2 separate regions of the Homo sapiens genome follow, and region 1 is linked to region 2. Evidence: read pairs that join two places in POLR2A ChIA-PET (ENCODE). Cell type or tissue: MCF 10A. All regions are shown on one strand. Each heading gives the region's core, and the rest is flanking DNA. Links, peaks and the distances in the headings are about the cores only.

Region 1 (15,328 bases), core at 5,525-10,524, 77 kb before region 2:
TAATTGCCAGGTTCTAGGACATAACCACAAACTGTTTTTGGAAGTGGCTGTACCAATTTATATTTCCTTAGGTAGTTCATTGGAGTTCCATTGTGTCCTACTCATGAAAACTTTGGTATTATCATAGTTTTCAATTGTAGACATTCTGGTGAGTGTGTAGTGATTTCTCATTGTGGCTTTTATTTGTATTTCCTGATGACCCATGTGATTAAGCACCTATTAATATGTCTGTTGACAATCTGTATAGCCCCTCTATAGGAACATCTATTCAAGTCTCTCAGCTGTTTTTAAATTGCACTGTCTGCTTTTTGAAAATTAATTTGTGGCCTTTCTTTTTATTTAACCTCATGATTACTGAATATGATTCTGTTTTGGAGTAACTCCCTGTGGCTAAATTAATGCTTTTGTACCCAGAAGTTCATGAACAGTGTAAAAGTTTACTGATTTTGTCAAGGAGACGAAATGTACATCAGCAGTACAATAAGTTAATGACCTAGTTCTGCATAACGAGAAGGGTCGCTCACTGAATTGTTCATTAAATGAAACTCTAGCTCATTCTCCTCTACCTTCTCTCTCACCATTCAAGTTTGCAGAATGGTTCCTCCCATTGGCCATGGGTCCTATGAAGATGTGAGATCATTTTTTATTCTCTACTACTCTGGTGCACTGTCACTGTGATGATGGATATGTTCTAATTGGAGAGGCTGAAGTCACCTGCAGAAATTCACATTGGTCAGCTCCAGCCCCTCAATGTAAAGGTTAACTCCAAACTTACTGAGGGCCCTTGCTAAGAAGGTAGAGCCTCTATGAAAGGTCAAACAAGAGTCTCCTCCTAGACAGAGGCAGCACTTAGAAATTTACACTTTACTTATTTATTTAATTTGCATAATTAATATATACACATGGTACAATATTTTAATAGCATGAATGATCACAGTTTATCACTCTTGAACACTACTGTTATCAATGTATCTTTCAGAGGTCATCTGGAAGGCCACTTTTTGCTTGAATAAAAGTTTTGATTTAAATATAACATACTACAACACTGTGTCCAAATCTTAGGTGTACAGGTCAATAAATTATCACAAAGTGAACCCACCATGACAAACTACCACTCAAGTCAAGAAGCATCACCACTACCAGCATCCCAGAAGTGTTCCGTGTGCCCTCTCCTAGTGACTCCCCAACTTTCCTTCCCAATTAGTCTCACCTCTAGCATCACAGATTAGTTTTATCAACTTTTTAGCATTATATTTAGATTGGTGCAAAAGTCACTGCGGTTTTTGCCATTACTTTGAATATAAAGGAAATCATGTATGTATTCTTTTGTGCCTGCCTTCTTTACTCAGTATTATGTTTTTGAAAATCATCTATGTGTTCTTGCATGGGGTGATAGCTTATTCATTTTCATTGTTGTATAATCTTTGGATAAACATAACACATTTTATGTATCTTATAAAAGTTTAGGATTTTCATGTTATAGGCTATTATGAACAATGCTCTTATGAACATTCTTGCACATGACTCTTGATACAAATGTGCAAATATTTATGTTGGGAATAAACTTAAAAGTGGAATTGCTATTTCATAGAGTATGCATCTATTCATCTCTTTTTTTTTTTTTTTTTTTTTTTGAGACAAGTTCTCATTTTGTCACCCAGGCTGAAGTGTAGTGGCATGATTATAGCTCACTGTAACCTCCAACTCCTGGGTTCAAGGGATCTTCCTGCCTCAGCCTCCTGAGTAGCTGGGACTACAGGCATACACCACCATACCTGGCTAATTTTTAAAAAGTGTTTTGTAGAGATAGGGCCTTTCTTTGTTGCCCAGGCTGGTCTTGAACTCCTGGGCTCAAGTGATCCTCCTTTACCTGCCTTGTCCTCCCAAAGTGTGGGATTACAGCTGTGAGCCACCACACCCAGCCATATATTCATCTTTAGTAGATAATGCCAAATTTTGTTCAACGGTGATTGCAACAATTTAAATTTCCACAAGCAGTGTATGAGTGTTCTAATTTTGATAAATAGAAGTTCTAAATTCTAATTTAGTTCTATTTATAATTTTTTTCCTTGATGTTGGCACCTTTCATATCCTGTTTAAGAAATATTTGCCTACAGCAAGGTCACAAAAAATATTTCCTTATGTTATTTTCCAGAGCTTTATTGTTTTAACTTTTCACATTAGTATCTCCAAATCACTTGGAATTCCTGTGTGTTTATGGTGGAAAGTAGTGGTTAAAATTTGTTTTTCTCCAACGGCTGTTCAATTAATCATATAGCACTTATTTAATAAACTATACTTTCCACACAACTCTGCAGTGTGACCTTTGTTATAATTCAAGTGTCTGTATATACAGGGTTCTGTTAGTGGACTTAGAGATACAATTTTTAATTTGAGAGTATCAGTGAGGATTTGGCAAAATTTTAGTGGGCATCTACTTAAGTTTAAATGAGGAATCCTGTGGGTAAATTCCCAACATCTTTGAAGTATTCGATGTCTCCATTAGAAACCATGCATGCTCCCACCTTCTCATAATGAAGTTGACCTGATAGGAGATTTTTGGTCAACCACAAGGATAGGGTCAACCTTTTTTTTTTTTTTTAACTAATCTATTAATAGCAACTCAAGGAGCTAATTCCCCACACTGTCTCCATTTAACACAGCAAGATATTAAGAATATGAGAATAAAAATTATATACTTAGGACCATGAAAAGATCAAGGTTTGGAAATACTGTACTAATTTTGAAAACTCTGACTCTAGGACCGCAGTGACTAGGTTTACATCATAATCATGCCACCCAAAGGCTATGCAATATTAGACAAGTCACACAAACTATCTGTACCTAATTTTTCTCTTTAGCAAAATGGAGGTAATAATGTTTTGCATTAGTACTTACATTGACATATAGTATGTGCAATAACATTATTAGCATTATTATTAATCTTATTGTTATAATCATAAATAAATGGAGGTAAAGAACAACTCTCAGCATCCCATCCAGGTATAATTTATCAATGTTTCATAACTCTCAATATTCTTACTATTATAAGATCTTATTCTGAGAATCATAGGATGATCAAAATTGTGTTTCCATTATAGCTCTGTGTCTGAAACCAGAGACAGAAAATGGAAAGCTGTCTGGGTAAGGATCTGTATGTTGAACTTGAAAATGTCACCATCCAGTGTGACTCTGGCTATAAAGTGGTTGGTCCTCAAAATATCACTTTGGTTGGTCCTCAAAATATCACTTGATCAGAGCACAGAACATGGCAGGCACCCAGAGGTGCCCAGTTGTGAGTGGGTAAGTGGCACACATTTCAGGGCATCCTATCCCATTCTAAAAATGATAGTCTCCTCCAGAGCACTGTCCTAGCCAACACCAGCGAGATCTGACTTTTGGCAAGATTTATTTCGGGCACATCACTTACAGAATTAGCACCGTCACCTTTGAAGCACTTTGGTGTACTTGTTAAGGTAAGCTCAAGAAGGACCACACCCCTAGATAGGAAGGTCTCATAGATCCAGCTGACTTGACCCCCAGCCTCATACTTTCTATAATAAATGCTATGCTTTTGCTTCATTTCAGATGGGCCCATCAGAATTGTCCCTTCTGTCGCCCCTAACGAGGCCCCCTGGGTGTTGTCTGCAGCGTTGTTCCTTCCCTGCTTCACCAGCTACTGATTGCTGCCTGACGGCCGAGGGAGAATACTTTGCTGAGACCCTAGTTTCTTTGGGATTTTATTCATCTGTCCTGAGGAGGGTTTTGACATTCCGGTTTTGTGGTCATCAGTGATACATCCAGAAGAAATCTTACATATTCGGATTTCATTTGGAGAGAAGCCTCTCAAAAACTATCGCTTTATTTCATTTAGGTAATCTCTGAAGGTTGTGAGCAAGTGCTCACGGGTAGAAAGCTCATGCAGTGTCTCCCACACCCAGAGGATTCGAAAATGACCCTGGAGGTGTAAAAGCTGTCTCTGGAGATTAAACGACTGGAACACGTGTGAGACTTGAAGACGAACAATGCCAGTTAGAAACCAGTTAGGAAGGATTTTCCTTCCCTTTCCCCACAAAACAGAGAAGCAGTTATATTTCTCTCTTTAGCAATTCTGTGTTTCTCAAGTACTATTATTTACTGGGGAAAAATATCTGTGTTTAGGAGAATTCACTAATATTCTTAGTGGCACCGATCACATGAAACAATTCATAATTTTTGTCTTAGTTCAGTTTAAGTTCCTGCTTTCCTGGATTTGGTGGACTGGCTGAATAAATAATTACCTATCAAAAATCAAATTATCTTTGTTTTTACTTTGATTTCTGAGTAATGAAAAATTAGGGCTCTCTGTAAGTCATTTTCTGATGTTTCTCAGATTAACTTACTTTTCTACTTTATTGTATATGTTGTCCTCAAAAAACACATACTTGCATCCTTTATCTGAAATATCTTTACCCTACATTTTCATTTCCTACTCTTCCTGACCTGTATCAGATCAAATATGCCATCTTCTTCTGAGTCTCCTCCATTCTGATTACTAGTATTTCTCTAGAGTAACTTCTTGTTTCCACTTTATACTTAAGGGATATTTGGTTTTGTTTGATATCCCTTTCACCCAATAATAACAAGCTTGAAAGTTATTCAAGCCATTCAAGATGGCTTGGCCATCTGCAAGCCAAGGAGAGAGGCTCGGAAGAAAACAAGCATGCTCATACCTTGATCCCAGACTCCCTGCCCCAGAACTGTGAGAATAAGAAAAACCAAAACTCTGTTGTTTAATCCCCCTAGTCTTTGATATTTTGTCATGGCAGCCCTAGAACACTGATATGGACACCAGTAAGAGAGTGAAAGGCAAGCTACAATCTGGAAAGCACTATTTGCAAAGCTCATGTCAAACTAAGGGCTTGTGCCCCCCAAATATAAAGAACTTTTACAAATAAATTTAAAAAGATAATCAACCCACCAAGAGAATGGAAAAAGACCTGAAGAACCTTCACAAAAAATGATATCCAATTGGTTTATAGACATAAGAAAACTTGGTTAACTTCATTAGTCATTAGGTAAATTAAAATCAAACACAAAGTACAATTTCAGAATTCATACTCAGAAGAATAGCTAAAATGATAAAATATCAAGTATTAGTAAAAATGTATTCCAACCGTAACTCTGAAAACCTGCTGGTGAAAGTATAAATTGGTCCAACTGCCTTACAAAATTCTTTGGCAACTAAGCTGAACATATGTCTACTCTATGATCCAGCAATTCTACCCCTAGAGATTACCTCTCAAAAATGCATCCGTATCTATTCACCTATGGACATGTGCTAGAATGTTTATAGCAGCCCTATTTACAATAACCCCAAACTTGAAATGATCAAAATGCTCATGAGTAGTAGAGGATAAATTAATGGTGATACATCATATGACGAAATATACCGCAACAATGAAATGAATGATTATACAGATGAATTTCAAAACAGAAAGTGTTTAGTGAAAGATGCCAGATACAAAAGATGTACATACTGTTTTGTTTCATGTATGTAATGTATAAAAACAGGCAAAAGTAATTCATAGTGTTTAAGTCAAAATAGCAATTTCCCCCGGGATGGGGGTATGAGGAAGGCTTTGGAAGTCCTGGTAATGTTTTGTTTCTTCATCTGGGTGATGTTACATGGGTATGTTCAGTGTGTGAAAAGTCAACTAGCTCTGCATTTGAGACGATGTGCTTTTTTGCATGTAAAATATTCTTCAATAAAAATTAAATTAAAAATTGTAAAGAAGGTGAGTCTTCTTTTTTTTCTTTTTTTTTGAGACAGAGTCTCACTCTGTAGCCCAGACTGGAGTGCGGTGGTGCAATCTCAGCTCACTGCAACCTCTGCCTCCTGGGTTCAAGCGATTCTCCTGCCTCAGCCTCCCAAGTAGCTGGGATTACAGGCACGTGCCACCACACCTGCCTAATTTTTGCATTTTTAGTAGAGACAGGGTTTCACCATGTTGGCCAGGCTGGTCTCAAACTCCTGACCTCAAATGATCTGCCTGCCTCGGCCTCCCAAAGTGCTCGCATTACAGGCGTGAGCCATTGCACCTGACCAAGGGTTTTCTATACCCCACTGATCTCGGGGCGGGGTAATGGCTGGTCTTCCCATTGACGTAGAATATCCTTACCCATAATGCAGTCAGATATAGGAGAAATTGCTATATTCCTCACAACAGGATTCATCTTTTCAGTGCTTATATTGGCCACATTTTTTTTTTGTTTACAACTACACCTGATATCCCCAAGGTTACTCTGTCCCCAGTTAGGTGGAAAATGTGAATAAGTCCCAGAATCTGTAAGTTTCATCTACACTGTTTTGGCTCCCTGCAGGAAAGAATAACCTAGGTGTTAGATTTTGTTGGTTTTTTGTCTATATTATTCCAATACTATTTCTCTGGACCAGATTCTTGGAAGCTAAAGGTATAGTTTTCATGCCCCATTGGTAAGGTCTACTTCTATCATGCCTCTCAAAGTGATATGGTTTGGATTTGTGTCCCCTTTGCCTTCCACCATGACTGAAAGTTTTCTGAGGCTCTCTCAGCAGTGCTTCCTACACAGCCTGTGGACTGTGAGCCAATTAAACCTCTTTTATTTGTAAATTACCCAGCCTCAAGTTTTTTCTTTCTTTTTTTTTTTTTTTTTTTTTTTGTGACAGAGTTTCCCTCTGCTGCCCAGGCTGGAGTGCAGTGGTGCGATCTCGGCTCACGGCAAGCTCTGCCTTCTGGGTTCACACCATTCTCCTGCCTCAGCCTCCCGAGTAGCTGGGACTACAGGCACCTGCCACCACACCTGGCTAATTTTTTTTTTTTTTTTTTTTTTTTTGAGACGGAGTCTCGCTCTGTCGCCCAGGCTGGAGTGCAGTGGCGGGATCTCGGCTCACTGTAAGCTCCGCCTCCCGGGTTCACGCCATTCTCCTGCCTCAGCCTCCCAAGTAGCTGGGACTACAGGCGCCCGCCACTACGCCCGGCTAATTTTTTGTATTTTTAGTAGAGACGGGGTTTCACCACGTTAGCCAGGATGGTCTCAATCTCCTGACCTCATGATCTGCCCACCTCGGCCTCCCAAAGTGCTGGGATTACAGGCATGAGTCACCGCGCCCGGCCGGTCTCAAGTATTTCTTTATAGCAGTGCGAGAACAGACTAATCCACGGGCTTTAGCTATCTCATAGTATCACATCTCTCCCCTTCATTGTCCTGTTTCCTCACAGAGACTTGGCTATAACGGGCATGGGGTCTTGCATGAATCCCAATGTCTATGCAATGATAGTATTTATAGTATTGACAAACGTCAAGAGGAGGCTCTGATGGATGCGGACATCAGATGCTTGGGTAAATCAAAAGATACAGAAATATGGGAGGACATTATCAAGGTCTGGATACAGGCAGAGAGATTAGTCACATTTTCCAGATTAGTTTCCAGGCAAGTTTCCAGCTTTCAAAATCTTCACAGCAGATTCACAGTTGAGATGATTTTATCTGAATGAGTGAGAGCCTCATGAGAACTTTGGAAATGCAAATATTCCCTTCTAAGCATTGCCTTATAAGACTAGAGCAATTCTAGACACGGGCTGCTTTTGATATAGGCTAAGCCAACTCAGCCAGGTCACGTGTACCTCATCGATATATGACTTCAGGTGTAATGACTCAGCTTTCCTGGCTGATATAGCCCACACCCAGTACACTCCTTACCTAACACTGGGTAGTTACTCAAATGTCTCTTGACATCAGACTGATAGCCCATTAAGGCCTACCCTATATTTATTCTCTGTACTTGAGTCATTATGTGTTTCTTAAATTGAACCAATGTCTTCAAGCCGGAAAACCACAGTTTCTTCACATCTTCTCTTTTCCTTATATCTAATCAGTCATTTAATTCATTTCCTTCTTACTTTGAAATGTTTTCGAGAGAATGGAAAAATGTTTGTGTTAGAATTATGGGATAATTTCTACAATATAGGTCTATTTTTAAAATTTCATTTACCCCAGTTCCAACTATTATTTGACCCAAAATGGATCTTCATCCAGTCCTTTGACTCTTGTACTTCCATTATTCTTCACGTCTCGTTTTACCAAGAAGGGTTAGAAATCTTTCAAACAAGCATGTTCAAGAATGATTTTTAAACAGGAGGTTGAGAGCCTATGCAAAGAAATGACTATAGAAATCAGTGACATAATCTAAATATATCCCCAATTCTGTCATTTCTAATCACATTTACACTATCACCCTGGCCTAAAACACCATCACTTCTGGACTAGATTACTACAATAGGCTTCTGGCTTTAGGCTTCTTCTCTTACCTCCTCATAGCAGTCATGGAGAGCTCAAGTGGTTGTTCCTCTACTCAGAATTCTTGATTAGTTTTTTCTCAAAGACTAATTTTATATATTATTTTCTGACTTCTGTCATTTCTGAAGAGAAGTCAGCAGTTATTCAAAGTATTCCCTGTATGTAAGCACTGTCTTTTTCCTGGATGCTTTTAAGATTTCCTCTTTATTTTTGGTTTTCAGCAGTTTGACTATAATGTGCCTAGGCATGGTTTTCTTCATATTTGTTCAGCTTGAGTTTCACTGAACACCTTGAACCTGTAAATGTACCTCTTTTCTCAAGTTTGAGAAATCTATTTTTTCAGATAATTTTACTACTTCATTCTCTTTTTCCTATTATGGAACTCCAATGACATGTTTATTTGGTTATCTGATATTGTCTTATAAGTCCTGAGGCTCTGTTTTTTATATAAATGTTTTATCTTTCTCTACTTCAGACTGGACAATTTCTGTTGATTTATCCTTAAGTTCATTGGCTCTTTCCTTTCATTTCCATTCAACTGCCAAGTTCCTCCAGTGACATTCTTATTTCAGAGGGTACGTTTTAGTTGTAGAATGTTTTGATGCCTTTTTTTTTTTTTTTTTTTTTTGAGATAGAGTCTCGCTCTGTAGCCCAGGCTGGAATACAGTGGCGCGATCTCGGCTTACTGCAACCTCCGCCTCCCAGGTTCAAGTGATTCTCCTGCCTCAGCCTTCAGAGTAGCTGGGACTACAGGTGCATGCCACCATGCCTGGCTAATTTTTTGTATTTTTAGTAGACACGGGGTTTCACCATGTTAGCCAGGATGGTCTCTATCTCCTGACCTCGTGATCCACCTGCCTCGGCCTCTCAAAGTGCTGGGATTACAGGCTGTGCCTGGCCAATGCTTTTTAATATTTTATTTTCTACTGAGATTTCTTATCTACCTATTCATTACCAAGCATATATACCTTTACATCACTGAGCATATTTATAATGGCTGTTTTAAAAAACTTGCCTGCTAATTCCAACATTTGTATCATCTTAAAGACAGTCACCATTGACTTTCCTTTCCCTTAACTGGAGTTCAGATTTTCTAGTTTCTTCATATGTCCAGTAATTTTGAATTGTATCCTGGACATTATAAATGGATTCTATTATATTCTCCCCAAAAAGAAAGTTATTTTTGTTTGTACTATTTTTTGTTTTTCATTTAAACAGACAACTAACTTACTTGCATCCAACCTGAAAACTCTCTCTCTCTGGAGCAGCCCAAATCTCAGTTTACTTCTTTTATCCTTAGCTGCTCTGTTTTTAGTCTGTCCTGCTCATGGGTGATTCAGAGATCAGCCAGAGATTTGGGCAGAGTTTATACACAGGATGGGCTCTTCTCTTTGGTTCTTTAATTTTTATGACTCCCATAATTTTCTAGTGGCTGTTGCTGCCCAAAGCTCTGTTTTTTTCAAACCAGGAAGACTTGGTTTTGTCTCAGAGTTTTAGCCATGCCACATCATGTCAACTTTGATATTCTCTCAGGCTAAAAGGCATAACAAATGGGAAGTTTGATCTATGGTGTCCCCTTCTTCTAAGACTTATTGCTCCTTTAGAATGTATCTGCTTTTGTTCACTTTCTGGTTCCCTAAGGTAGGATTTTTGTTGTTTTCTTCCGTATTTTATTCAGAGTTTAGAATTGCTATCTGTGGGAGGGTGGGACCAGTAGACACTTACACAGCTATACTGAAAATTGAAGTCTTCATCCTCTTACCCATATTCAGTCTTTTGAGCTTGCAGAACATGATGTTCCCTCTTCAGACAAAACTTTTCTCCTTGGTATTTTCATGGCTCACTCCCTCACTCAATTCAGGCCTTTACTCGAATGTAACTTATTCAGAGAAGCCTTCCTTGACCATATCATCTAACGTGTGCTGCCCATCCCACCTCACACCTTACCACCCAGCACATTACTCTGTGTTATTTTTCGTCATGCTACTTCTTTCTCTGACCTTGTATATATTTATTTATCTGGTTTATATTTATTTTTCTCACTAGACTATAAGCTCCTTGAGTATGGCATTTTTTGTCTGCTTTGGGTAGTGTGGCATTCCCAGCACCTAGAATATTGCTTGGCTCATCGTAGGGGCTCAAGAGATATTTGTTCAATGATTAGTTCATATTAGACGCTTAAAAATACATCTACACACAAACATGTACAACCAATTTTTTATGAAGGTGCAAATGTAAATCAAAGGAGAAAGGATAGCATTTTTGAGAACAACTGAACATCTACAGGCAAATAAATAAATAAATCTTGATGTAAACCTCATACCTTATATAAAAATTAACTCAAAATAAATCCTGGACTTAAATTTGAAACATAAAACTAGAAAAAGAAAAAAAACACATGAGAAAAATCTATGAGATCTAAGATTTAAGTGTAAAGTATAAAACTATAGCACTTACAAAATCTTGGGAAATAGCATAGGGGTAGGCAAAGATTGTTTAGATTTGACACCGAAAGCGCACTCCATTAAATGGAAAAATTGATAAATTGGATCTCGTTAAAAGTACTCCAGGGTGGGGTGTGGTGGCTCACACCTGTAATCCCAGCACTTTGGGAGGCCAAGGTGGGTGGATCACGAGGTCAGGAGTTCAAGACCAGCCTGGCCAAGATGGTGAAATCTCCAGTCTCTACTAAAAATACAAAAATTAGCTGGGTGTGGTGGCACATGCCTGTAATCCCAGCTACTCGGGAGGCTGAGGCAGAGAATTGCTTAAAACCCACGAGGCGAAGGTTGCAGTGACCTGAGATCACGCCACTGCACTCCAGCCTCAGGGACAGAGCAAGACTCCCTCTCAAAAAAAAAAAAAAAAGTACTCTGGTACACCCATACCCCATACTATGGAGTACTATTTGGCAGTAAAAAAGAAAAAAAATGGATGATTGACACATATAAAATCTTAAATGAATGTCATAGGAATTATGCTGAATAAAAAACATATAATCCAGAAAGTTTATATACTCTAAGTTTACACACTGTATAATTCCATTTATATAACATTGTTGAAAATGACAAAATTTTAGATATCAAAACCAGATTAGTGGCTGTCAGAATTAGAGGTGAGGGGGATGGGCATGAGGGAGGTGAGTGCGTTATAAAAAGGCAACATGGGTAATCCTTGTGTTGATGGAATTCTTCTGTATCTTGACTGTGATGGTGGATACACCAATCAACATATGTGATAAAACTGTGTAGAACTGAATGCACATGCAAACAAACAAGAATACAAATAAAGTGAGAAATTTGAATAATATCAGTGGATTATATCAATGTTAATATTTGTTTATTATTTCATAGCTCTTAATTATTTCCTTTTGTGATGACTTGGGGGGAAGGAAATAGTATCTCTGCTTTCTAGATATTAACCCCATTTCTTATCTTCTTTGTCTCTACCTAATTACCTAGTTTTCTGTGACAGTTATTTACATTATTTTAAAAGTACTAGATTTTAAATTAATGAGATTGAAGCCATAATAAAAAGTCTTCCAGTAAAGAAAAGCCAAGGACCTAATGGCTTCACTGCTGAAATCTACCAACATTTAAAGAAATGTTAATACCACTCATACTCAAATTATTCCAAAAAGTAGAGGACAGAATACTTCTAAATTCATTCTAGGAGGCCAATATTACCTTGATACCAAACCCTGAAAGAGACACGTCAAAAAAAGAAAAAAAAGAAAAAAGAAAGAAAAAAGAAAACTACAGGGCAATAACTCCAATGAATATTGATGCAAAAATCCTGAACGAAATACTAGCAAATTGAATTCAGCAATACATTAAAAAGATCATTCATCATGACCAAGCAGGATTTATTCCAGGGATGAAAGGATGGTTCAACATAATGCAAATCAATCAGTGTGATACATCACATCAACAGAATGAAGGACAAAAACCATATGATCATTTCAATTGTTGCTGAAAAGGCACTTGATAAAATTCAACATCCCTTCATGATAAAAAAAAAAACCTAAAAAAACTAGGTATAGAAGGAAGATACCTCAATATAATAAAAGCCATATATGACAGACCCACAATTAGTATCATATTAAATGGGGAAAAACTAAGAGCCTTCCCTCTAAGATCTGGGACATGACAAGGACTCCCACTTTAACCACTGTAATTCAACATAGTACTGGAAGTCCTAGCTAGAGCAATTAGACAAGAGAAAGACATAAAGGGCATCAAAATTGGAAAGGAAGAGTCAAATTATAATGATTTGCAGATGACGTGATCTTATATTTGGAAAAATCTAAAGCCTCCACCAAAAAACTATTAGAACTGATAAACAAATTCAGTAAAATTGCAGGATACAAAATTCACATACAAGAATCAGTAACATTTCTATATGCCAACAGTAAACAATCAATCTGAAAAAGAAATAAAAAAGTAATTCCATTTACAATAGCCACAAACAAAATTAAATGCCTAGGAATTAACCTAAGAAGTAAAAGATCTTTACAATGAAAATTATAAAAACACTGATAAAAAAATTTGAAGAAGACATCAAAAAATGGAAACATATTCCATGTTCACGGACTAGAAGAATCAATATTTTTAAAAAGTTCATACTATCCAAAGCAATCAACAGATGCAGTGCAATTCCTATCAAAATACCAATGACATTCTTCATAGAAATAGAAAAAAACTATCCTAAAATTTATATGAAACCACAAAAGACCCAGAAGAGCCATGGCTATCCTAAGCAAAAAAAAAAAAAAAAAAAAAAATGGAGAAATCATATTACCTGATTTCAAATTATACTACAGACTGATAGTAACCCAAACAGCATGGTACTGGCATAAAAACAGACACATAGACCAATGGAAGAGAAAAGAGAACCCAGAAACAAATCCACGGACCTACAGTGAACTCATTTTCAACAAAGGTGCCAAGAACATACACTGAGGAAGACAGTTTCGTCAGTAAATGGTGATGGAAAAACTGGATATCCATTTGCAAAAGAATGAAACTAGACCCCTATCTCTCAGCGTATACAAAGATCAAATAGAAATGGATTAAAAACTTAAATCTAAGACCTCAAATTATTTCACTGCAAGGAAACATCAGGGAAAATCTCCAGGACATTGGTCTGGGCAAAAATTTCTTGAGTAATACCCGAAAAGAACAGGCAACCAAAGCAAAAATGGACAAATGGGATCATATTACATTAAAAACCTTCTGCACAGCAAACAAAACAGACAAGCCACAGAATGGGAGAAAATATTTGCAAACTACCGATCTGCCATGGGATTAATAACTAGAATATATAAGGAGCTCAAACAACTCTACAGGAAAAAAATTTCATAATCTGATAAAAAGATGGGCAAAAAGGTTTGAATAGACATTTCTCAAAAGAAGATACAAATGGCAAAGAGGCATATGAAAAGGTACTTAACATTACAGATCATCAGAAAAATGTGAATCAAAACTAAAATGAGCTATCATCGCCAGTTAAAATGGCTTTTATCCAAAAGATAGGCAATAATAAATGCTGGTGAGGATGTAGAGAAAAGGAAACCCTAGTTCACTGTAGGTGGGAATGCAGATTAGCACAACCACCACGGAGAACAGTTTGGAGGCTCCTCTAAAAGTAGAGCTACCATATGATCCAGCAGTCCCGCTGCTGGGTATATACCCCAAAGAAAGGAAATCAGTATATTGAAGAGATATCTGTAATCCCATGTATGTTTTTTTTGCAGTCCTCTTCACAATATCCAAGATTTGGGAAGAACCTAAGTGCCCATCAACAGATGAAAGGATCTATTGAAATGTGGCACATATACACAATGGAGTATTATTCAACTGTAAACAAGAATAAGATCCTGTTATTTGCAACAACATGGATAGAACTGGAGGTCATTATGTTAAGTGAAATGAGCCAGGCACAAAAAGACAAACATCACATGTTCTCACTTCTTTGTGGGATCTAAAAAATCAAAACAATTGAACTCATGGAGATAGAGAGTGTAGAAGGATGATTACCAGAGGCTAGGAAGGGTATCGGGGGTGAGCTGGTGGGGGATGTGGGGATGGTTAATTGGTACAAAAAAATAGAATGAATGAATGAATAAGACCTAGTATTTGATATCACAACAGAGTGACTATAGTCAATAATAATTTAGTTGTACATTTAAAAATAACTAAAAGAGTATAATTGGATTGTCTGTCACAAAAAGGATAAACGCTTGAGGGGATGGACACCCCATTCTCCATGATGTAATTATTACATATTGCATGCCTGTATCAAAACACTTCATGTACCCTATAAATAAATATACCTACTATGTACCCACAAAAATAAATAATTCCAACATTTTTAAAAAAGCAAGAAAGGTAAAAGCACTAGGTTTTAGTGGAAAGCACAGATTTGATTCAGATTCGTGAACCAAATAAGTGGCTAAAACTTTACAGATAAGTGGCTGAACCACTTATTTGGGTACAGACAGGCCTGACAAAATTACTCAGACAATATTTGAGTGGGACATTCCTTGTGGTTTTTCCTGATTTACCTAAGTCACCTAATAAGTCACACTTGGTGCCATTCTGATCTGTTGAAAGAGGGAAGTGTGGTGCCTGAAGCACTGAAAAGCATGCGGGAGAAGGTGATAACAAGGCTCAGGTAATGAGGCTCAGGCACCTATTATCTGTAAAGTTTTGGCCAAATGTCACCTACACTTTTCTGGAAAGGTGATTTTAAAAAACCATAGGCTGTCATAAGACTAAATGTGATCATTTATGGAAAGTGCTTAGAACATAGAGGTGCCTAATAGGTAAAAGAGTCATCTAACGAACGCTCTAAATTCCTTGTTTTTTCTAACTAATATTCAGTTATTGTCTTAGAGTCTCTTCTAAAGTTAAGTCAATTCATGACGAACTTATGTGCTTTCCTTCTTTTTAGGGAGGTTAAAATTTAATCATGCTGTAATAAATGTTACATCATAATTTACCGAGTT
Region 2 (15,328 bases), core at 6,022-11,021:
GAAGCAGGAGCTCTTGAAAGGTAGGACTGATCTGTAGCTCTGTAGGACAACGGACCAATGCTATTAAATGGGATCTGACCATGAGGGTACCTCTTGAGAATAAGTTGACTTTTTTCTTATTTTCTCTTGGACTATGGTTACCAGTATATTTAGCCAAGTGTTTTTGTTATTGTTTTTATTTTATTTGCATTTTTAATTTCCCTCATATAATAGAGTATCTACCACCAACTCTTCAGAAAAATCTAATACATCAGGATAGCTTTACCTGATACCATTGCAAGGAATAACTGTATGAAGTTTAAAAAAAAAGTGTGGCCTGCCTTACATCCACCCCTCTGCTGAAACCCAGGCGGGACTTTGAAGAGGCTGTACCCAGGTATTCAGGGAGGCAGCCAGCAGTAAGGGAGGCTTTTCCTTGATGGAGTTTGGAAAGAAGAGGAGACTCAGGCAATGCATGAAAAACAACTTCCAGAAGCCTGAGAGGCAAAACCTTCCTTCTCCTAAAAGTCTAGGGAAATTAAGCTTTTAAGAGCATGTTTGTAGGAAGGCTGATGCTCGCCTTACATCTGCTAATTAGAAGGGGAAATCTATGGAGGCTCAGTGAAAGGTGTATTGAGAGGAAGGGTGGAAACTTGAGAAAAGCGAAAAAAGTGTGAAATAGGTGAGGGGGAGGATGGGACAGAGGGTTGATGAAGAAACATATACTGTGTTCAAAGTTCAGTTAAGATGGTGTAGTGTCCATTTGGTTGTCTTATTTTCTCCAGCAGATCATCTGAAGATTTAGAAATGGGCAACAGTAGGGTTCATCTACCTCTGGCATTTTGCCAGGCACATACAACAGAAAAATGAGATAGGAAAGATAAGGGCATTGAAAAGAAGGAGGAAGTGATGGGCCATAGAATGTCAATCTGGAGAGGAAGAAATGAAGACAGACAGGAACTGAGAGGAAGATACAAAGTAAAGAATCTATGAGTTGGAAGATCTCAATGAGGACAAAGAATGATAGGTTGAGAGTCATTTGATTAAAGTTTATGCAGAGAGACTGATGTTTGAAAAAATGTTTTTGGAGTTGGAGCAATTCCAGACAATGACATCTTCCAGGGTGTGTCTATGGGAATGACTGGCTGACATGGAGGAGGTCCATGGAAGTTAGTAAGTCAAGGCAGTAAGTGACCAGAGTATCAAATAAGGATATGATGTCATCCTGAAAATGGGTGGATGTTGGACAGACAGGAAGACTCTGAGGGTGTTGAAGTTTTTATAAATCAAAAGCAGGGTTGAAGAGAGGTCAGTACCTAACAGCAAGCAGAAGGTGTTGAACAGTAGCATTGCTCAATGGAACAATTTCCACAGAAGCTGGGAAACTTTATACGAGAGGGAAGATAAGAAATAATCTGAAACTGACAGAGTGGAAAAAGCATAGTTTTCATTTACTAATAGAAACCACAGAACTGGTCAGGCTGGATATCGGGGGAAATTCAGCCAGATATCGGGCAAAATTCACCCCCGATATTTCACGTAGGTTCTTTTCTATATTCCCTAAATGTCGGCCGGCCTGAGAAATAAAGGGAAAGAGTACAAAAGAGAAATTTTAAAGCTGGGTGTCTAGGGGAGACATCACATGTTGGCAGGTTCCGTGATGCCCACTGAGCCGCAAAACCAGCAAGTTTTTATTAGTGATTTTCAAAAGGGGAGGGAGTGTACGAATAGGGTGTGGGTCACAGAGATCACGTGCTTCACAAGGTAATAGAATATCACAAGGCAAATGGAGGCAGGGCAAGATCACAGGACCACACGACCAGGGTGAAATTAAAATTGCTAATGAAGTTTCGGGCATGCATTATCATTGATAACATCTTATCAGGAGACAGGGTTTGAGAGCAGACAGCCGGTCTGACCAAAATTTATTAGGCGGGAATTTCCTCGTCCTAATAAGCCTGGGAGCGCTATGGGAGACTGGGGCTTATTACATCCCTACAGCTCGACCATAGAAGACGGCCGCCCACCGAAGCGGCCATTTTAGAGGCCTACCCTCAGGGACGCATTCTCTTTCTCAGGGATGTTCCTTGCTGAGAAAAAGAATTCAGCAGTATTTCTCCCATTTGCTTTTGAAAGACGAGAAATATGGCTCTGTTCCACCTGGCTCACTGGCTGTCAGAGTTTAAGGTTATCTCTCTTGTTCCCCGAACATTGCTGTTATCCTGCTCTTTTTTCAGGGTGCCCAGATTTCATATTGTTCAAACACACATGCTCTACAATTTGTGCAGTTAACGCAATCATCACAGGGTCCTGAGGTGACATACATCCTCCTCAGTTTACGAGATAACAGGATTAAGAGATTAAAGTAAAGACAGGCATAGGAAATCACAAGGGTATTGATTAGGGAAGTGATAAGTGTCCATGAAATCTTCACAATTTATGTTCAGAGATTGCAGTAAAGACAAGCGTATGAAATTATAAAAGTATTAATTTGGGGAACTAATAAATGTCCATGAAATCTTCACAATTTATGTTCTTCTGCCATGGCTTCAGCTGATCCCTCCATTCGGGGTTCCTGACTTCCCGCAATAGCTGGATTGGTATTTTTTAACCATTTCTTTTACTTTAAATGGAATTTAAATATAATTTAAATTTTAAATGGAAAATGAACTATAATCTGGTAAATGGCATGCAGTTTGTTACCTTGCTTGCATATTTTGTCTTATTTTCTGCCCTTTGAGTTTATGTTAGTCTTAGGCTCTACATCATTCTTCTCTATGCCTGATAGAATGGTTTGTTTGTACCGCCCTGCAATATATTTAATATTATGATGGGACATATTATGTACCATGCCCAGATCCTATGACTCACAATTAATAGGAAAGATTAAGAGACATTACTCATTCATTTATAGCTAAGTGACGTGTTATTTTATTGTTTTATTTATTTTATTATAAGCCCATAAGATGATGGCTGTTACGTACATAACACCTAGACCAAGATTGCTAATCAAAGGAAAGGGAACTAAACTAAATCTCTGTTCTTGGCAGCGTCACTCATTGTCCATTCATTCATATGTTTATTGACTCTATCTTATATGTCATGCACTGTATTAGTTGAGCGGTAATATGACTCATTCCTAAGCTTTGTCCTTGAGAGGCCATGGTCTAGTGGCAAAAACAATTACAGATATTTGTTAAATGTTATAATAGAATATTGTTCAAGGTGTGTGGGAAGGTTACGGAAGACTTCCTGAAGCTGATAATAGTTAATCTCCATCCTGAAGTAAAATGAGTTAGGCAGGTATATAAATAAATCACATCTTAGGTAAAGGGCAAAGCAGCTGAGGTGGAAAGGCTGGAGCCTAGGCAAGCAATGCACATCACGTTCTGGAAGCAGCATGCAGACTGCCAGTTTGCACCCTCCACACATCATATCTGCTTATCCTGAAATTACACTGGACTTTGTGGATCCTTCGCAGCAGAAAAGGCTTCACTAAGAAACACTGAAACATATTCAGATTTCAGCTGCTAAATTAAAACTACTGACATTTCTCAAAGAATCTGGTTTGTCCATTAAGTGCAAGCTGATATCATCACAGAAATTTTTTATCTTGGGAGCACCTTTTGGAAACTTAGACTCCAGTTACGTATTTGAAATAGCGAAAACCTTTGTCAAACAGCCCTTCAATCCGATGCAAAACCATTAGTGCTTTGTGCGCACATTGGGCAACTGTGATCCTTCAGGATTGGCTGCTCTCGAGAAAGAAAACTCCCTATGGGCCACCACACCCCCTACTTTATCCATGGGGAAGCAGCGGTATCAAATGGCCAATGGTCCTAGTTCCTGGCACAAAGTAGAAGCATGATAAACATTAGTGATTAAACATATTAAACATGGAAAACATAAAATTAGTGATTAAAAATTAGTCTAAATCCATGTCTTACCAGGTGGATTGTTATCTCCAGCAAACCCTGGGCCTTGAATTCACTTTTTGTCAAGGAATTTTATTAAGAAACATGAGTCATATCTGAATATTTTTAAAAATATAAATTACAAGTTAATTGGCTTTGCAAAAGACATATGTTGATGTACTTTGTTGCATTTTAGGTAGCATTTTGGTTAAGAAGAGCCCCCTCTTTAAGCCATTTAAGAGGGAAAAGCTGATTCACAGTTTGCCTTATTTGCTAGGTATTTCTATTCCAGGGGCAAAGAAGATTATTCAACATATACTTCTGTTCTCTATTTTGACATATCCAGTTTTTCCAAAGTTCCTAGCCAGATGCTAAATTCATATAGCTGATAAAGGAGTCTCTGTTCTTAAGATGATAATAGAGAGCATTTCATGAAATGGTTAAGCAGTAACACATATACATAGTATATGTATATATATATATAGTGACTTCTGTTGAAAAAATAAGTGACTATTCGTATTTATTTTCACTCTTTCTCAAAATGCCACTAAAATTACAGTGTCATTTTAACTAAAATTAAAAATAATTTTTTAAAGGCATAAAAACACAAAAGAATAAATGGCAGAGGAGATGCAGAAAGGTGTTTGAATTGTTACCGATTTAGCAGAAAGTAGAAAGCTAAAACCTTCCTGCCTGTAGCCAGTCTGTTTATGCTGCAGAACCCCAGAAAGGCTCAGAAATTGGAGGCACAAAGAACCTTTGGAGATTAGGAATTAAACTGAAAATAGGAGGATCAGTTGAAAGTGTATATAAAGTCGACAGACCTGAAGGACGCTTCTCATATGCAGAGCATTTAGGAGACTATTATCATGCTTTTACTTTCTGCCAGGAACTAGGACCATTGGCCATTTGATACAGCTGCTTCCCTGTGGATAAAGTAGTGGGGTGGGGTGTGGTGACCCGTGGGAAGCTTTCTTTCTCGAGAGCAGCCAATCCTGAAGGATCCCAGTTGCTCAATGTGCGCACAAAGCACTAATGGTTTTGCTTCTAATTGAAGTGCTGTTTGACAAAGAAGGTTTTTGCCATTTCTCCTATCCAGAGAAGAGGCAAGGGGCATTAAATGGAAAAATCAAAATCAGAGTAGTTCTCAACTCTAGGAAAACTGACAGTGAAAGAAGAAGGGTAGGAAAGGCAAACATTGAATGGTGAGACCTGTAACTCCCTGGTGAGACTAAGATCCCAGAATGTTGGTAGCCAGGCTTATACCTCTCTGTTCCATTCCAGGTGAGACTTCAGAGGATTTCTTTTTAGGGAAATGAATGAGACTAAGAGAAAATACTTTTAGATGCTAACATATGGGGTTGTTTCCCACACTGTCAAGTTCCCAACCCAATAACCCTACACTGAAGCCAACCAGGAAACACACACAGTTTACAACTAGCTTGTTGGAGTCTCATTTGTAAATATTGAAGGAAACATTATGGATCATAAGATGCTTGAGGAGGCCTCCAACATGAAATACAGAGAACAAAACTAACAAACACGGACAAAAAGAAACTCGGAAGACAGACAATGCAAACAGAAGAAGAAAACAAACCACCGTCAAAACAAAGCAAAATCCTGTATATTTAATATCATCACATATAAAAGAAGATATTATATATGTTAAATGAGTAAATAATGCTGGTTAAAAACATTCAGAGAATAAGTAAGAGCTCATGGAAATTACAAATATTACAGCAATAATAAAAGTTCAACAGAAGCACTGGATAAAAGTTGAGAAATTTTAAGAAAATATAACAAGATGAGAAACAAAAATAGAAAAGATACAAGGTTTAGAGAACTAATAGGAGTTCTAAGATTAACAGTCTGACACTTTGGGAGGCCGAGGCGGGTGGATCATGAGGTCAGGAGATCGAGACCATCCTGGCTAACAAGGTGAAACCCTGTCTCTACTAAAAATACAAAAAATTAGCCGGGCGCGGTGGCGGGCGCCTGTAGTCCCAGCTACTCGGGAGGCTGAGGCAGGAGAATGGCGTGAACCCGGGAAGCGGAGCTTGCAGTGAGCCGAGATTGCGCCACTGCAGTCCGCAGTCCGGCCTGGGCGACAGAGCGAGACTCCGTCTCAAAAAAAAAAAAAAAAAAAAAAAAGAAAAAAAAGATTAACAGTCTGACTAATAAGAGTTCTAAAAAGAGTATACTGAAAAAAATTATCAAAATAATAATATAATAATAGTTTCCAAAATTGGAAGGCACAAATTTCTAGACTGAATGGTTCAGCATAGTGAATGGAAACAGACTAACACAAGGCACATTGTGATTAAAATTTCGGAGTTCCAAGTTTAGAGACAAAACCATAACTTTCAATAGAATAAAAGTGAATCAAACATAAAGAATTAAGAATCAGAATGACATTAATATTCTGAAAGTAATTCTGAAATTAGATGTCAATTGGAGAAATGCCTTCAAAATCCTAAGGAAAATGGTTTCAACTTAGATTTTAAGACCTAGACTAACTATCGATCAAGTTTGTAGGCAGAATAAAAGCCTTTTCAAAATTTAAAAAAATCTAAAAAAGAAAATTACCTCCCCATGCCCCTTTTTTTCCAGGAAGCTATTGGAGAATACACACCTTCGAAATGCGGAGAAATATAAGAAAAGGAAGACAAGAGTTCAAGAAGCCAGGCATCCAACAATAATAACTAAAGAGGCAAGGTAATTCTCAGGATGATGTAACAGAAAGTCCAGACTGGTGAATGACAATGAAGAACTACAAGAGGTTTGTACTCTGAAAAGAAGAAGGAAAAAAGTGGAACTCACAGTTTGTCTAAAGTTTTTGACCATGTTTCAAGGAAGTATATGGTTCTGTGCAAAGTTAGCAAAAGGTACATTAAAAAAATGAGAAAACAACAAAATCAGGCAATTACCAACTAAAAGTATAAAGAATTTGGTACAAAAAAGGAAATTAATAATACACTACATGCTAACTTGTTAACAATTTTTACATAGTACCAATACAATAAATACAATGTTAATTTCAAACTGCAATTAATTATGCTGGAAGGATGTGGGAGTGTTAAGAGAGTTAAATTAAAATCTTCATAACAGGAAGTCAACAGATAATACCTACTGAATATTTCTACTTTTTGGAGGGATGTTGGGTTGGGGAACTACTGTTTCATTTCCTTAAAGTACTATTTGGCTTTTTAAATTGCCTGTACACATGCATATGCATACATAGTCTAAAGTTAAATTTTTAAAACCACATATAAAAGCCATGTGGGAAAAGAATTATTGTGAATGCTTAGTAAAAGAATGTATGCACAGCACATAATACAATGTTGATACATCATAGAGTATTAATAAAGTCCCCAAGATTTGCCTGCTTGGGATAGTCTTATTAACAAAAGTTAATCTTGTTAATAAAACAGTCAACAAATATATAAATCTTTACTCATCAGTCCCTAGTAAAATTTTCCAACTGTTGTGGAAGATATAAAGAAATATGAAACATAATCCTTACATTAAAATACCTTCTAATAAGTTATGGCAGTTAATATTTAATTGGTGTTATATGTACAGTAGGCACTGTCCCAAGTTCTTTACATATTATCTCTTTTAATTCTATGAGATAGACATTATTATCTCCATTTTATTATATAAATGAGGAAACTGAGGCACACTAAAATGAAGTAACTTGTCCAGGTCATGGAGCTCATAAGAGAGGGAGGTAGGATTCCAGTCCAAGCAGAAGGCGAGGGAGTCTCAGATTGCTTTATAATCTAATTGAGGGGAAGAAGAAACAGAGCTAAACAACCTTATATGATTTAAGGAGGAGTTCAACATAATACTGGAAGAGATGTCACAAACTAATGCAAGCATACTTTAGGGGAAATTGCTGTATTACACTAGGAGATCAGAAGAGAGTGCAAACCCTTCAGACTGATAGCCAAGGAAGCATTTAATTGGACCAGCTGGCTGGGGAGGGCATTCCTTGTAAGTGAATCAACACGCAGAGGTGGTAACCATAGCATGCCAGGGATCAGCGAGGAAGGTAATTTGACTAGAGCATAGCACATTTTGTTCATCCACAAATAAAACCTGTGAGATCAAAGCAGGAAAGGCCTAATAACAAATTATAAATGGCCTTGAAAGCAGACTAAGAAGCTTGGACTTTATTTTGTGAAAACGGGAAGTGATTGCTGAGCATGTGCACTTAATCTGGACATTGTACATGTAATCAGCTGACAGGAAGAGAACAAGTAACGGCTTATTGTGGCAGTCTGGATAAGATTTATCAAAATCTCAAACTAGCCTGGGGTAAGTGAGAGTGGAATTGGCTGGATCCTGGATGAGAAGTCCCACAAGGACTTACAGAAACAATTTGCATTTTATCTTTCTACCAAGGAGAAAAGTTTTTCAAACTACAAAGGCTAGATATAATTAAAAGGGAATTAAATTTCAAAAAGTTCAAGTAAGAGTATCTGCTTTGAAAAAATGAGTTTCTAGGTTTCAATAAGTTACAACATAGCATAATCAAATACTTAACTATTATGATTATGAATTGGCTGGCAGGATTTCTTTTAAAATGAAAGTAAAGCTTTCTAGATGTAACAATAAAGCATGCTCAATATGGAAAAAATATACAAAGAAAAAAATCAGCAAACTTATTCACATACCCTTAGTTTGGTTATTTTTTTTCAGTCTTTTCTATGAATAACTTTGTTTCCATGTTAATACAAAGTTACAATTGATTATCATATTATATATAGAAGATATAATTTTCTTCTTGCTTAAACATTTTAATAAAACATTTTTCAGTCTTTTCTTTGAATAACTTTGTTTCCATGTTAATACACAGTTACAATTGAATTTTCTTCTTGCTTAAACTTTTTTTTTTTTTTTTTTTGAGATGGGGTCTCACTCTATCGCCCAGGCTGGAGTGCAGTGGCCCGATCTTGGCTCACTGAAAACTCCGCCTCGCAGGTTCATGCTATTCTCCTGCCTCAGCCTCCTGAGTAGCTGGGACTACAGGCACCCGCCACAACACCCAGCTAATTTTTTTGTATTTTTAGTAGACACGGGGTTTCACCGTGTTATCCAGGATGGTCTCGATCTCCTGACCTTGTGATCTGCCCACCTCGGCCTCCCAAAGTGCTGGGATTACAGGCGTGGGCCACCACACCTGGCCTTGCTTAAACATTTTAATAAAACATTTCATATTCCATTACAAATTTATTTGTATACATAACTAATAATTGCATAATACTTAATAATGTGTATATATGTACTAAAAGGTTTTTAACCATTCCTGTGTAGTTGGATATTTAAGCACATTCTAAATCTCTGTTTATATAAGCCTAATATCTCTTTGCTCAAAATCAATTTTCTGTATTGTGGATTACCTCCTCAGGCCGGTTTTCCAGCTAAAAATCTTAAGAAAAACAATGGAGAATGAAAGAAGTAAACAGTTTAAACATAACTTCTATTTAAGAGGGCATGAAATGGTTAAATTGCAAAACCTTAGTGAGTCACCAGAGTGATTATTTTTAACCACACTGTCCCTGAAGGACAACTGATAATGATATATGGGAAGTAACTATAGTGCAGAAAATATCTAAGCAGGCATAACAAGTGTTTAGTAATTAACATCAGAATGACATTATAGTTTTTATTAATTTTCCAGCCAGAGTCTCACTCTGTCACCCAGGCTGGAGTGCAGTGGTGTAATCTCGACTCACGGAAACCTCTGCCTCCCAGGTTCAAGCGATTCTCCTGCCTCAGCCTCCTGAGTAGCTGGGACTACAGGCGCCCGCTACCATGCCCAGCTAATTTTTGTATTTTTAGTAGAGACGGGGTTTTACCATATTGGCCAGGCTGGTCTCGAACTCCTGACCTCATGATCTGCCCTCCTCAGCCTCCCAAAGTGCTGGGATTACAGGCATGAGCCATCGCACCTGGCCGCAGAATGACATTATCGTTACATCTACACTTGAATGTATTTTATATTGCATTTAAATTTATTTACATGTATTTTAACTTAACTGGTAAAATTCTGAAGCATGGGTATAATTATTCTCTTAATGCACCTTATTCTTTTAAATTTCTGAATTAATGGAATCTGTAGACATTATTACAAAGATATATCTGAGCCAGTTATATTACTGAAATCACCTTTGCAAAAATTATGACAGTGAGAAAAATATGACATAGGAAAATTATGACAGTAAAGGAAATCTGACCTAACCAACTCCATCTTGGTTCTAACCTCCAAGCTGTCCTTGTTCATTCCCGGGTACAGGCTGAACTAACTTTGAGAGGAATTTAGCTCATGGTTTAACTTTGAAACAAAGATGATAACAGCCTTCCCCAAAACAAATCCCCTCCTTGTTTGGGGACCAGATTGCCTTTGTAAAACTAACAAAATTACCCACAAGATTAGGAATTATGGAGTCATGCAACCAGAGATCACAAGATTCCTAAGCTCAATTGCTCTGATAGATAACATTACTGTTGTAAAACCTAAGATTGGTGTTCGAAGCATTTTTCAGACCCTGCATTCTGATAGACCAGCTGGTGCCACCCAGACTGGTAAACTGGCTCATCTGGTTTTGTGGCCCCCACCCAGGAACTGACTTAATGCAAGAGGACAGCTTGGACTCCCTGTGATTCCATCCCTGACCCAATTTATCACCATTCCCCATTCCCTAGCTCCCTACCCGCCAAACTGTCTTACAAAAATCCTAGCCTCTGACTTTTTGGGGAGGCTGATTTGAGTAACAATAAAACTCCAGTCTCCAATTTAGCCAGCTCTACATGTATTAAACTTTGTCTACTGTAATTCCCATCTGGATAAATCAGTTCCATCTGGACAGTGGGCAAGAAGAATCTGTTGGGCAATTACATTACCCACTGACAAAGTAAAAATCCGGTGCTTGGAGTGAGCAGACCAAATACACAACACCCTTTAAAATATGGTGCTTGCAGGGATCTGCTTTTTATTTTGTAGTTTATTGTGAAGTGTGGGTGGTGTGATGGGCCAAGCACAAAACCTGCAGTTGATGATGTGGGTTCATGCTTTACCCTGATTATTATTAGGTGTATGACTTTGGACTTGTTAGAGAATCACTGAAATTCATTTAGAGGTTAATAATAACACCTATCTCACAGAGTGGATCTGAGAATTAAGTGAGATATTAGTGAAAAACTCCCCAGAGATGATAAGTCCTACATTCATCTAAATTGTTGCTGTCATTATTTCTGTCTGCCACATTATCCTGGCACAAGATTTAGTGGGGATTCATTGAGCAGGTGAGAGGTGATGTGGAAAAGATCCATAAAATTACCTCATTAGCTCTGAGAACCTATCACTAGCTCTTCAGATGGAGCAGTGAGAACAGGCTGGGATCAAACAGTATGGAGAAAAGAATCTCCTTGGTTCTCCTTTCATGGGAAATTGCATCAGAAGTTCCTGTGGATGGCTTGTTAATTGGTGAGCATTCTGATTCAACACTGTGTCTCTCAGAATATAGTAAACAACCAAGGTTACACTATCCACATCAAATGATTAATGCAATATGCTTATAATTGTTTTGTGATTTTGCCAATTTTCTCATATATATAACAACTCAGTGTTTTGCAAGTCAGCAAAGCCCATTGATATTGTTCTTTATGGGCTCAAATTATTTCACATCCATGGTTAACACTACTTCAAACTGATTGACAAAATTAGGGGGCAAAACGAGAAAAGGTGTATTTGGTTGTGCTATTCTTGACACATAACCCAGTTGATTCACTGTTGCCAAAGCCCACCAACTCCACATCTGAGACCTTTGATTCCATTTTATGATTTTTAATCAACTTCATTGAGGTATAATTTACATAAAACAAATGGAAACATTCAAATTATCCAGTTTCACGAGTCTTGACAAATGTATACACCATGTAACCACTACCCCAATAAATATATAGAACATTTTCCCCCAAAAGTTCCCTTTTGCCATTTTGCAGTAAATTCTCCTACCCTCTTGCACTCCCCACTCCCGATAGTCATTACTTTGATTTCTATCATCATAAGTTGATTTTGCTTGTTCTGGAACTTCATATAAATGAAATCATATAATATCCACTCTATGTGCCTAGTTTCCTCTGCTCAGCAAGTTTTTGAAATTCATCCCTATTGTGTGTATCATTAATTTGTTCCTTTTTAATGTGAAGTAGTATTCATTGTATGGAAGTGCCACAATTTGTTTAACCATTCAGCTACTTATGAATTGTTTCCAGCTTGTAGCTGTTATAAATAAAGCTTCTATAAACATTTATGTACAAATCTTTGTAGACATTTTTATTTTTCCTGGGTCCATACTTGGAAATATAAGGTCATATGGTAAGTCTCTGTTATGTAAGAAGTTTCTAAATTGGTTCTTTTCCATGCAAACCTGACACACACACAAACAAACCCTGACATAATTATTATAGACCTTTGGGCTAATGGACTAAATGACATCAAAATGAGGCCACATGGTCTGGAAACATGAGGGGGAAAGGATGTCACAGAAGTAGTAGAGGAGGTGGTATCAGATGGGGGACTTGAGAAAACAGAAGTGTTTTCAACAAAACCTGCAATTATTGTTTGTCTGAAGTAAATTACCTTCTTCATAGCAGAACATTTGGCTATATGAGAAAGTACTATTTATCCTAGAGAAATGATCATCATATAGGTAAATGGATTTTATTTGACATCTGAAAGAACAGTGCTAGGAAAATACTCACCGATGAACACTTTGAGAAAGATCGAGGAACGCTTTAGTCTTCATTATGCACCAACAAATAAAAGGTAACACGTAGAGTGGACGGAGCATAATTTTAAATCTCCCCAGAACTGGGTTCAAATTTTGCTTGGCTTTGCCATCTGTATTGTTTTATCCAATCATTTCCCCCTCTGAACCTGTCCCAACATGTGCAATTGTAAGTAATAATAGTTTACTCATGGCACTGCTGGATGGTTAACCAAGGTTAAGTCTCAAAGTGAGAGTATCAATGGAAGGTGATCCCTTCAATGTAAATTTCTTCTTTCTTCCCTCCTTACCCTTGTGCAATTCTAGTAAGCTTAAATTGTAAATCTGCTTAACTTGCAAGCTGTTAAATCAAGGGAAACAAACTGCAGATGGGACTACATTGGAGGTAAAGAATCCAATGTTTATACAATTCTGAATCTTGGTAAATGACCTAATCTTTGCTAAAGGAAAAATACTACTGAGTGGGGAAAGAATAAGGAAAACAACTAAATGATCTCCACATTGCTAATACATGAGAATTTCATATTGCTTTTACAGAATTTTAAAACTGTATGTCATGACATGGCTGTATTTATAGATTTCATGAAAAGTGGCCAAGTCTTGTTATAGGAAACATTCATTCATGTCATCACCCATGATCATTCATTATTGTTAATATTTATAGAGTACTGTGTGCCAAGCAATGGGCCAAATGCTTTACATACATTATTTCCTTTATTCCTCACAAAACCTCTATGAGGTAATATCATTACACCTGTTTTATAAGTGGGAAATTTGTGTTTCAGAGCGGTTGGGTGCTGGACCACACTCTCACATGCACACACACTCTCACATGCTCACATTCATACACGCACATACACTCTCACATGCTCATACACATTCATATACATGCACACACATGCTCACACAGGCTTTCATACACACACTCACATGCTCACACACATTCATACATGCACACACATGCACACTCATTCATACATGCACACACATGCTCAGACTTTCATACACACACACATGCACACACACATTCATACATGCACGCACACTCTCACATGCTCACACACATTCATACATGCACACACTCATGCTCACACATATACATGCACACACTCACATGCTCACATTCATACATGCACACACACTCTCACATGCTCACATTCATACATGCACATACTCTCATGCTCACACACATTCATATATGCACACTCACATGCTCACACACATTCATATATGCACACTCACATGCTCACACACGTTCATACATGCACACACACGCTTACACACTCATACATGCATACACTCTCACATGCAAACATATTCTCACATTCTTGCACACACATACTAAAATGAACAAACTAGCCACAAGATTAAAAATTATGGCTCAGGAGTCATGCAGCTAAAGGCTACAAGATTCCTAACCTTCCCAATTGCTCCTATAAATAATGTTACTATTGCAAAACCTAAATTTGTGTTTGAAGTTCACACATGAACACAGTCTCACATGTGTGCACACACACATTTTCTTGTTCCTGCCCCTACCTCCAAAGTGGAGGTAGCAAAAATTCACTGTTGTCTCAGAAAGTTAGATCTTGGCAAATAAATATTTGCTCACATAAGTCAAGCATTGCATTTCCCCCTGGCTGCTGAGCCTGTTCTCACACACACAGGGAAGTCAGCTGCAGGGCAGGATGCCATTTCATAGGTGAACATGTCACATGGAATTAGACCACTTTTTCCCAGGTCCTGCTGAACCTGCACCTAGTGAAAAAAAAACTACTATGTCTGCTGCAATACACTGATACCTTGATTAGTGAATTCCTGAAGAACTCATGTATAAGAAATGGGAGAGTCCACTCATTTGTTTTCATTTATTAAAAAATACCCTTATTCTGTGAAGCAGAATTACCTGTATTTGCAGCTGCATGACAAAAATGCCTCAATATAAAGCTCCCCCCAACCCCCACCCCCCGCCCATTGGCTATTTTAAGATAAGTTGGCAATAAATTTAGGCTGAGTTAGAATGTAAATATGAAATAGACTGGTTCCTCAGATGTGAGGCATAGATAGGCACATTACATACTTTGGTAGCATAGAGGAAGGTACCAGGTATGATGCAATGGCAAGGGAGATTTTCTGGAGGAATGTTGCCTGGCCAGTCTAACAGAGGTGTTAAGATCCTAAGCACTAGTTCTACTGCCAGCAAGCCATGTGGTTTGGGGCTAGTTTCTTAACTTCCCTAAACACCAGCTGGTTCACTTGCAATGAGGGTGATAATATTTGCTCACAGTTTTGTATTCCTTGGCTTTCAAGAAATTGCACAATCCTCTTTCCTTTCCACTACCTTCTCCTTTCCCTTTCTCTGTCATTTGTACTTTCTAACGTGGGGCTCCTCAAGTCTCACACCTTGGGCTTCTCTATTTCCACATGCTATGCTCCCTTGGTTCAAACCTTGCCTGCAGTCACATCTCTACCCACTCCACCTCAATCTTGCCTCCGTTTCAATCGCATGCTGGACATTTCCACGTAGACACTCTGCCAAGGCATTTGAAATTCAACAAGTGTAAAGCTGAATATGGATAGTTCTTTTAAATAGGGCTGCTAATCTCACAAACTCCAAACTTCCGAGTCCTCTTCAAC

What was found. Peaks named below come from ENCODE experiments on the same cell type or tissue, not always from the same donor. Only the 100,000 strongest peaks of a DNase experiment are listed, where the experiment ranks them.
Region 1: POLR2A ChIA-PET joins it to region 2 with 7 read pairs; 10 of 35 experiments call an interaction of 5 or more read pairs at or near these places.

Annotation. Positions count from the first base shown.
Region 1 is chr1:207,225,200-207,240,527 of GRCh38, forward strand. All of the region lies in intron 1 of LOC107985251 (a long non-coding RNA gene), which reads right to left. It overlaps LINC02942 (long intergenic non-protein coding RNA 2942), which reads left to right and starts at 14,913. Exons shown (of 4, transcript NR_186170.1): 1 at 14,913-14,994. It also overlaps the pseudogene C4BPAP2. In MCF 10A, for the core only: no CTCF peak of the experiment used is centred there; a DNase peak (open chromatin) is centred at 7,692.
Region 2 is chr1:207,301,964-207,317,291 of GRCh38, forward strand. It overlaps LINC02942 (long intergenic non-protein coding RNA 2942), which reads left to right. Exons shown (of 4, transcript NR_186170.1): 4 at 6,504-12,218. The region is part of intron 1 of LOC107985251 (a long non-coding RNA gene); the gene reads right to left. Among named protein-coding and RNA genes, the nearest start is that of CD55, 12 kb to the right of the region's middle. RefSeq lists an enhancer at 14,621-15,328. In MCF 10A, for the core only: no CTCF peak of the experiment used is centred there; DNase peaks (open chromatin) are centred at 7,898 and 9,438.